2 separate regions of the Mus musculus genome follow, and region 2 is linked to region 1. Evidence: chromatin loops called from intact Hi-C (ENCODE). Cell type or tissue: heart. All regions are shown on one strand. Links, peaks and the distances in the headings refer to the core of each region. The heading gives the core; the rest is flanking DNA. Region 1 overlaps Gm41427 (a long non-coding RNA gene). Region 2 overlaps Dgcr2 (DiGeorge syndrome critical region gene 2).

The links. Hi-C counts contacts between places; a loop is a spot of excess contacts. Peaks named below come from ENCODE experiments on the same cell type or tissue, not always from the same donor. Only the 100,000 strongest peaks of a DNase experiment are listed, where the experiment ranks them.
Region 2: a loop joins it to region 1, with 12 times the contacts of the local background. A loop is called at or near these places in 2 of 42 quality-filtered maps.

What each region holds. Positions count from the first base shown.
Region 1 is chr16:17,937,161-17,941,546 of GRCm38, forward strand. Gm41427 (a long non-coding RNA gene) reads left to right here. Exons shown (of 4, transcript XR_875938.1): 1 at 1-35; 2 at 317-848. Among named protein-coding and RNA genes, the nearest start is that of Gm41427, 3.2 kb to the left of the region's middle. In heart, for the core only: a CTCF peak has its summit at 1,894 (motif pointing left); no DNase peak of the experiment used is centred there; H3K27ac peaks cover 257 bases; H3K27me3 peaks cover 1,149 bases.
Region 2 is chr16:17,856,660-17,861,045 of GRCm38, forward strand. It overlaps Dgcr2 (DiGeorge syndrome critical region gene 2), which reads right to left. Exons shown (of 10, transcript NM_010048.3): 3 at 2,745-2,867; 4 at 1,701-1,920; 5 at 599-675; 6 at 93-269. Among named protein-coding and RNA genes, the nearest start is that of Car15, 21 kb to the left of the region's middle. In heart, for the core only: a CTCF peak has its summit at 2,110 (motif pointing right); no DNase peak of the experiment used is centred there.

The DNA of each region.
Region 1 (4,386 bases), core at 96-4,095:
CCTATCATCTCTCCTCAGGCCTCTAACTCCACATGGTGAGCATACAGCTTGCTGTTTCCCAAGGAAGTGAGAACCCACAGAAGAGCCCTTCCACCATTCTGGACCTCTGGGCGTCTCCCTCACTGGCACTGTAGAACACTAATTTCTGGTCTTGCTCCATTATAGGTTCCCAGCAAGCTCATATCAACCCTCCAGTACAATAGGCTTAGGGAAATGCTGTTCTTTCCTGAGAAACAAGCACAACTTGTTTCGTGGATCTTACTTGCTGTAGCCTCATGTCACCCAGAGGCTGCCACTGCTCCAACTCTCTTTCCAGGGCCCTTCTTCAGGAGACATGTCCATGTGGCCACTCCAACCAGACGCTACTTCCAGAAGATAAGATGGTATTCAGGACACTATGGACTGCAAGCTTCTCTGGCCATTTTGCAATTCCATTTCTCCCTGCTCTAGGACATTGAGGTGACCCTCTTTGGGCAATGGCGGAGAGCACTGGTCTGTGCAACATGTGCTGCCCTGTATTTATCTCTCTGAAGTCTGATTCCCCAGCCTTCCATGCAGAGCTGTGTGGCACCTAGCAGAAGGCAGGCGTGTACACCTGGCTTCCCCTGAGGCTGTCTTCCCGCCGTTCCCACATCAGCTGTCACACCAAGGGGCTCAGCCGGCTCTGTTAGCTCTTCCACCAGGATGCGTCCTAAGGTGGGCAGCACCCTGCTTCTCTCCCCAGCCACAGTCTAGGAGCTGTGCTTGTCACTGTGGCCCTCATCTGGAGCGCAGCACGGGACTCTTCTGGAAACCCCACCCCAGTGCAGAAGAAAGTGCATCCCACTGCAGGGGCCCGAGTCCTGCAGGTCAGTAACTACTTCACACCCGCCTCTTCCCATCCCTCCTTCCCCATAGAGCCACCAAAGAGCTGGTACCAAAATCAACTAGTGACAGCAGAGATGTCCAGGGAACAGAGTAAGTCAGTGGCCTTATAATAGCCACAGTGGTGATTGTGGCAGTTAAACCACCTTATCTAGTCAGCTGAAGACCACAGTCAAGTGCAGCCTTGCGACTCTGACGTCCCCCTGCACTCAGGTCCCTGGGCACTCTTCTTATCTTGACCAGGATTCTCACTAGAGGAAGCACAAGAGAAGAAAGGCATTAGAGTCTTGGTCAGCTTCCTGCCCCCCCTTATACTAACAGCATGCCGGGTCCCTGATGAACTTTGTGGTTCCTGTAGTAAGGTGTGCCCACAGTCAGTCTGGCAGCTGACTCCACGTGGCTGACTCACCATGATCGCTGCAAACACACATGTCCAATCTTGGGTTCTACTGTGTCTCACAGGACCCAGGGTTTATAGTAGGGCTGCGTTGTAGCTACTGGCCACTCCTAGGAGCAGACATACTTGTTTCATTACCTAATCCGCTAAAGTCACCTGAACATTTTAATTCAGTGCAAAGCAGGTGGACACCAAGTATTCCTTGGGCCACCTGGGTTTGTTTGTTTGTTTGTTTTGTTTTCCTTTGTTTTCCTGTTTCCATTTTGAGACAGGGTTTCTCTGTGCAGCCCTGGGTGTTATCCTGGAACTCGCTCTGTAGACCAGGATGATCTTGATCTCACAGAGATCCCCCTGCCTCTCCAAGTGTTTCTTAAATGAAAGTATTGATGGAGACAGGAGCCACTGTATGGGCAGGGGTTTCACCAACACAGAGGAGGCTCTAACAGAAAGGAAATGCGTGGAGACAATCTCCTTCACAGAGTTTTCCTGACTAGGGGTACAACACCGAAGGTGCCTTCTGGTCACAGAGGAGAGACAGTACCGCAGAGCCCTATAGGCGATGTGTGTGAACAGGCTAGCTTTAGCTCGGTGGCCAGAAGCAGGGCTGGGCAGCTGGCAAGGCTGCCCCCAGGTGGTAGTACCGGTTTTGGCAGTTGCTGTGGCCTCCAGTCTGTGCTGTCTCAGAGGGAGGCCATAGCTTGTGTGTAGGCACAAAAGAAAGGTTTCTTGGAAGTTTCATTTGCGGGTGAGGGTATAGGAAGATGGGAAGGGAAATGACAGGAGAATAAAGAGTATTTGTTTCCAGTTGTTCAGGTGAGAGGCGGGGTGTTGGCAGTGCTAACAAGCTTGGCTCTGCCGCTTGAACTTAGGCGCCACTTAGTGAGAAGACAAATAGTGAGAGCAGAGAAAGGAGATTTTTTTTGTTCATGTGGCCAGGCTGGGAGTGGAGCCAGCTACAGCACAGACGGGAGGGTTAGGTGAAACAGCAGGCTAGGGATATACATAAGTATTCATCATTTGCTGACAGCCAGGTTCTATTTCCTTCTGGGGACTTTGAACCCAGGGCTTCATGCTTGTGTAGCCGTGTACTCTTACCCACTGAGCCACCTCCCTGGCTCCCCTTAATCTACTTTTCGACTGAGCCCCGCCCACTGTGTTGTCTGTATAGATATCGGTCTTCTCTGAGACACAAACCTGGCAAACACTTCCTCTCGCTCCACACGCTGCCCCCATGCAGTAATGTTTCCTGTGGAGTGTAAAATCTATGGGGCCTCATCTGTCCATCATTGGCTGTATTTTTGGAGGACCTAGTGTTCTGTTTAGAAAGCCCTTGCCCGTGCTGTGCCTGAATCTCAATATAGTTTGTTTCTGGAAACTATAGTTTCAGTCTTTTAGTCTCAAAGTCCTTCATCCATCCAAAGTTATTTTTACCAAGGGCAAAAGATAATCTAGATTCATTCTTTCTTCAACATGTAAATATCCAGTTTTTCTGGCACCATTGTTAAAGAAGCCAGCTTTCCTACAACATCTACTTTTTGGAATGTTTATTTTTTTTTTGTTTTAAAGATTTATTATTTATTATTTAAGTACACTGTAGCTGTCTTCAGACACGCCAGAAGAGGGCGTCAGATCCCATGTGATTGCTGGGATTTGAACTCAGGACCTTGGAAGAGCATCTCATCAGGACTGCTGAGCCATCTCTCCTGTTTGTTTGTTTGTTTTATTTTGTTTTTTTTTTTCAAAACTCAGGTGGCTGAAGCTTCATGGGTTCATATATTGATCTTCTATTTGGTTTCACCAATCAACATGTGTGTTTGTGTCAGTACCATGCTGACTTTGTTACCATATCTCTGTAATATAACTGGAAATCAGTGTGGTGTTACCTCCAGCATTATTTTTCCCCCTCATGATTGCTGTTTGAGCTTCCACTGAATTTTAAGATATATTATCTTGCATTTTACCGAGCATGGTGTCACACCAGTAAGTCCAATACAAAGGAGGCAGAAATCTCTGAATCTGAAGCCAGCCTGGTGTACATAGCAAATCCCAGGCCAGGTAGGGATAAAGCCTAAATGAGAAACAAACCAGTAGCTTCTTAGTGAACGAGGCTGTCCTAATCTGGTGCTGAGGTGAGGCTGAGGCTGAGGCTGAAGTGAGGCTGAGGCTGAGGTGAGGCTGAGGCTGAGGCTGAGGCTGAGGCTGAGGTGAGGCTGAGGTGAGGCTGAGGCTGAGGCTGAGGCTGAGGCTGAGGTGAGGCTGAGGTGAGGCTGAGGTGAGGCTGAGGCTGAGGCTGAGGCTGAGGCTGAGGTGAGGCTGAGGCTGAGGTGAGGCTGAGGTGAGGCTGAGGCTGAGGCTGAGGCTGAGGTGAGGCTGAGGCTGAGGTGAGGCTGAGGTGAGGCTGAGGCTGAGGTGAGGCTGAGGTGAGGCTGAGGCTGAGGTGAGGCTGAGGTGAGGCTGAGGTGAGGCTGAGGTGAGGCTGAGGTGAGGCTGAGGCTGAGGTGAGGCTGAGGCTGAGGTGAGGCTGAGGCTGAGGCTGAGGTGAGGCTGAGGTGAGGCTGAGGCTGAGGTGAGGCTGAGGTGAGGCTGAGGTGAGGCTGAGGTGAGGCTGAGGTGAGGCTGAGGTGAGGCTGAGGCTGGTGCTGAGGTGAGGCTGAGGCTGAGGTGAGGCTGAGGTGAGGCTGAGGTGAGGCTGAGGTGAGGCTGAGGTGAGGCTGAGGCTGAGGTGAGGCTGAGGCTGGTGCTGAGGTGAGGCTGAGGCTGAGGTGAGGCTGAGGTGAGGCTGAGGTGAGGCTGAGGCTGAGGCTGAGGTGAGGCTGAGGCTGAGGCTGAGGTGAGGCTGAGGTGAGGCTGAGGCTGAGGCTGAGGCTGAGGTGAGGCTGAGGTGAGGCTGAGGTGAGGCTGAGGTGAGGCTGAGGTGAGGCTGAGGTGAGGCTGAGGCTGAGGCTGAGGTGAGGCTGAGGTGAGGCTGAGGCTGAGGCTGAGGCTGAGGTGAGGCTGAGGTGAGGCTGAGGTGAGGCTGAGGTGAGGCTGAGGCTGAGGCTGAGGCTGAGGTGAGGCTGAGGTGAGGCTGAGGTGAGGCTGAGGTGAGGCTGAGGCTATCCTAATCTGATTCTGAAGACCTGGGG
Region 2 (4,386 bases), core at 92-4,091, 81 kb before region 1:
AACTCCTCTATGGCTGCCTGGGCCACAGAGCTAGAGGTAAGGTGGGTGCTTCAAAGCACCATGAGGTTGGCGCCTACTGGAGGCTGACTCACTTCTTTTACACAGAAACGAAGACTTCTCAGAGCAGCTCTCGGCGTGCCAGCTGTGGAGGTCATGGTGCCTCAGGGTAGGAAAGTGGAAACACTGGAGCTGGGCGCAGAACACGTTGTCATTCTCAGACATGGCAGAGGCGAAGATGGGATCTGGGGGCAGGAACACTTCTGGGGAGCCTGTAAGGGAGACTAAAGGTGAGGCCAGACATGCCAAGACTTTAGCAGATTGTCACAAACAGTCCTCCAGGAGGTCCTAGTGTCAATAGGACACCAATCACAGGGCTGGAGGACTACCAAAAGTTAGAGGCTGCTGCAGCTCTAGAGAAGGCCCCGGAAACACAGGACCTGACCACAAGGCAGCATGCTGGCCCAGGGGGCCTTCTCTGTAACTCCTCCCCACTTCCATGTGCCTTGTCCCACTAGGTGAAAGGAGGCAGGGAGACTCCAACAGTATCTTCTGAATCAGGGCAGTTCCCTGTTTTAAACTTAACACCCACAATACTTACCTTTGAATGCCACTTCCCAGCGACCTTCTAAGGAATGGTTCCGGCCAGTAATGACATACTGATAACCAACCCAGAGCCTGCAGAAGACATAAGGAAAAGCCTTAGTACCTAGGTAAACAGCCACTGATGACCTCATGTGTACACATGTACGTAATTTAGAGGACTGAGGACGTTTGCCTTTTCCTGGTCCCAGGGGTTCAAGTTTGCAAAGCAAGTACTCTACTCCCGCACCACAACGAGTTCTCCCTTCGGGGGTACACTAGAATTGAGCTTTTAACTCTACTGGCTCAGCCCCATAAGGAGCTGGTTTGCCATACATGACATAACTGAAGTTTATCTTGAAATGGCCCTCTGGCCACTTGCCTCTTAGGTCACCATGATCCTGTTATTCTGACACCATGGTCAGAATGACAGCTATGCCACTGTCAGGAGGCAGCAGGTGCCTGGCAGTGAACACTCACCATTGTTTGGACCCAAAGGACTGTGCTTCCTTCTAGAGAAGGGGAGACACCTGGCTACCCTTTCAAGCTTCCACCCCTCCAGCATGGAGAGAGCACATGGTACAGCTTTCGGAAGGAGCACAGTGAGGACTCTGGAACATTCCTCTTCCCTAAACACGAGCCCCTCAAATACTGAGCCTTTAAGTTGGCTTCCACTTTTCTGTCTCCTCTAGATGAGCAGGGCCTAGAGCTCAGAAGGCAGGCTCTGGGCAGGTGGCCTGAGATATGCCTGCCAATGCCCTGAGCCTATCAGTGTGCTATCCACATGCACTTGGAAGCCTAAGGTTTCTGAAAGGGAAGCAGAGGTGAGAGTCCTCCCTTTCTCAGAAGGCACTCCCACCTGCCTGTGTGCCCTTCTTATGCCCAGAGCCCCACATGGAGCGGCCCCTTACGATGCAGGCTAGCATACTCTAGCCACAGCCACCAAGTGTGGCTGTATTCACAGGGAAATCAACAGGGCCCTGTCCTCCTCCTTTCATAAGTCCCCAACTTCCATCTTGATGCCAAACTCTACCTGTTCCTACTGATGGGGACTGCCTTCCTCAAGTGTGGTCTGCCAGTGAGTGCTCAGCAGTGAATAGACTCTGAACCCCAGGACTCACTTGCGCTGGTCTTTCCAGCCGAAGCTCCGCTCTGGCTGGTCCCATTCCTGGGCTAGGACGAAGCGCAGCTCCTGGTCAGTGGAGAAGGTAGCAAGTGAGCCATTCACACGCTGACAGGTCTGTGCAGCATCCCAGTAGTTCTCTCCACTGAGGTAGACCCGGTAGCAGCTGGCTGTGCCTTCATAGTGGTGCCACCCACTTGGGCATTTCCCTAGGAAGCATGAAGAACGGAAGGGGAGTTGTCCCCCAAATTAGGATCATGATTTCAGAAGTGCAATTACATGTGCTGTGTCAACAACAGTTACACTTCAGAATCACCTTGGAGAACTAGGGCTTGTGTTTTTTTATTTACATCTTATGAATGTGGGTGTTTTACCTACATGGATCTGTATACCATGTGTATGCCATGCCTGCAGAGGCCAGAAGAGGGTGCCAGACCCCTGGTCCTGGAGTTAGAAGTTACAGATGGTTGTGAGGTACCATGTGGATGCTTGTAATCAAACCCAAGGTTCCTGGAACAGCCATCTCACCAACCCAATCCTCATGTTTAGGTTTGAAGTATGTGTGACTGACTTATTAACAAAGACACAGGACCACATCAGAGGCATGTTGACACAATACTGTATGTGAGGATGGCAAGCTGGATAGCACTACGCACTCACTGTTCATGCCTTAGGTAAACACAGTTGAATGCACGGGGACTAGGAGCCTCCTGGAAGAGACAGTACGGCTCAGTATACACAGGACACACTTCTGAGGGTAGGGATGGGGCAGCGTTTAATGCAAGTTTCTCACATCTGCTTAGACCAACAACTACAGCTCCATGCAAGGGTAGAAGCTGTGAGGTGTGTTGGGAACCTGCAGGGTGGCTAACGTGGGCACCAAGTCTCCTTTACCACTTGGGAGCTGGATACCCTTGGCAGGCCAACGCGCAGCCTCATTCGTGTCCTCTTAGCATCTTCCAGAGCTGAGTGAGGCAGCAAACTCAAGGTGGGCTAACAAACACTTTAGTGGGCATTGCCTTAGGGCAGGTCTGCAACTTACTGCTGAAGCGTACAGGCTGAGCCACGTTCACTGTGTGGAAGTGTGTGGGGTCACCTCCTCTGGCTCGCCCCTGCCGCAGATCCACAGTTTCCTTCCCATAAGGACGGGCCTCTCCAGTCACTTCTGAAAGCAAAGGAAGTATGCCATGAGCTCATTAGCAGCAGCCAAGATACAACTTGGTGGTTTGCCGGCACTGAGCTCAGTGTTGGAAGGCCTGGGGGGAGTAACATCAGAAGTCACATCTGTTCTTGTTTCTGGTGAAGCATACCTTCTATTTTCTTGCCATTATGAATAGGTTTTGTCCTTTACAGGCACTCTTTACATAGCCCTGAGTCAGCCATTCCTGCTTCCCGATCCTCAGCGCTGCCTGAATCTCTCAGGGTACCCAGAGAAGCAACGCTTCCTAAGGTCCAGGCTTGCCTTCCCCAGCCTGGGAACCTCCTGTTAGTGTGCAGGGGAAACCTACCGCACGCAGTCTTCTACCACACACCTGTCTGTGCACTGGCCTGTAGATCCCGAAGCTGTTAACCTTCAGGCCAGTGCCTCAGGGTACAAAGCACCTAGCACAGGTCCTGGTGTGCAAAAGATCTCAAAGCATGGTTGAAAGTATAAATAGGAGAATGAAGATGGGAGGAACATTCTAGCTTTACACAGAATGATCTAAACAATTTTCAGGTCATTTCTTTCCACCCACAAAGAAGAGTGACTAAACGAAGTGAGGTGACACCAGAGTCAATATGACTTCCTAGGCCCACCCCATTCTCACTCCATCTATATGAGGACAAGATGAAGCCAAACAGTAGGACAGTAGGTATGCATGGCTGCCCTCAGACAGAAAGATCAAACCAGCCTCTGGCTGGCCTGAGACTGAAGAAGCGGCAAGGGATGACCTACGAGTGCTTCCCCGACTCTATCTCTAACAGGCTGCTTCTCTCTAGATACCCAATTCTGTTAATATCCTGGGCTCTACATTATTTTTCCTTAGTAGAATATAAGCCTCTCATTATGAAACAATATTTAATGTAAAATATTTAAAGTTTAAAAGTTAAAATGTATCAACCATTATTACATCGTCTCTCTTAAGTCTCCTGTTTTTTCTATGCAAATCCTTAAAAGCCCTGGGATGAGGTCAGTGGCAGTCCAGCATGGGCAGTGAGCATGGCACCGTGAGCTCCATCTTCACATAGAAAAAAAAAGAGGGAAAAGGGGGTAGGGATGTCTGCTTACTTTTCTACTGCGGTGATAAGACGCCATGACCAAGGCAACTTGTAAAAGAAAGCATTTAATCTGGGGCTTACAGTTTCAGATGGTTAAGAGTCCACTCATGATCATCATGGCAGGGAGCATGGCAGCAGGCAGGCAAGTAGGCATGGTGCTGGAGTAGTAGATAAGAGCTCAGATCTTGAAATACAAGCCAGAAACAAAGAGGAAAAAGCTAACCAGGAAGGAGTGAGCTTTTCAAACTTCAAAGCATTCCCCCAGCATCATGCCTGCTCCAACAAGGCCACATCTCCTTATTCTATCTTTTGTACTTGGATGGAGTTCACCTTTCCTAGACTTGGGACATTTTCTGTTGTTTGTACTAAAAATATTTTCTATGCTTCTGGCATGGCCTTCCTCTCCGGCCATGCCCACAGTTTGT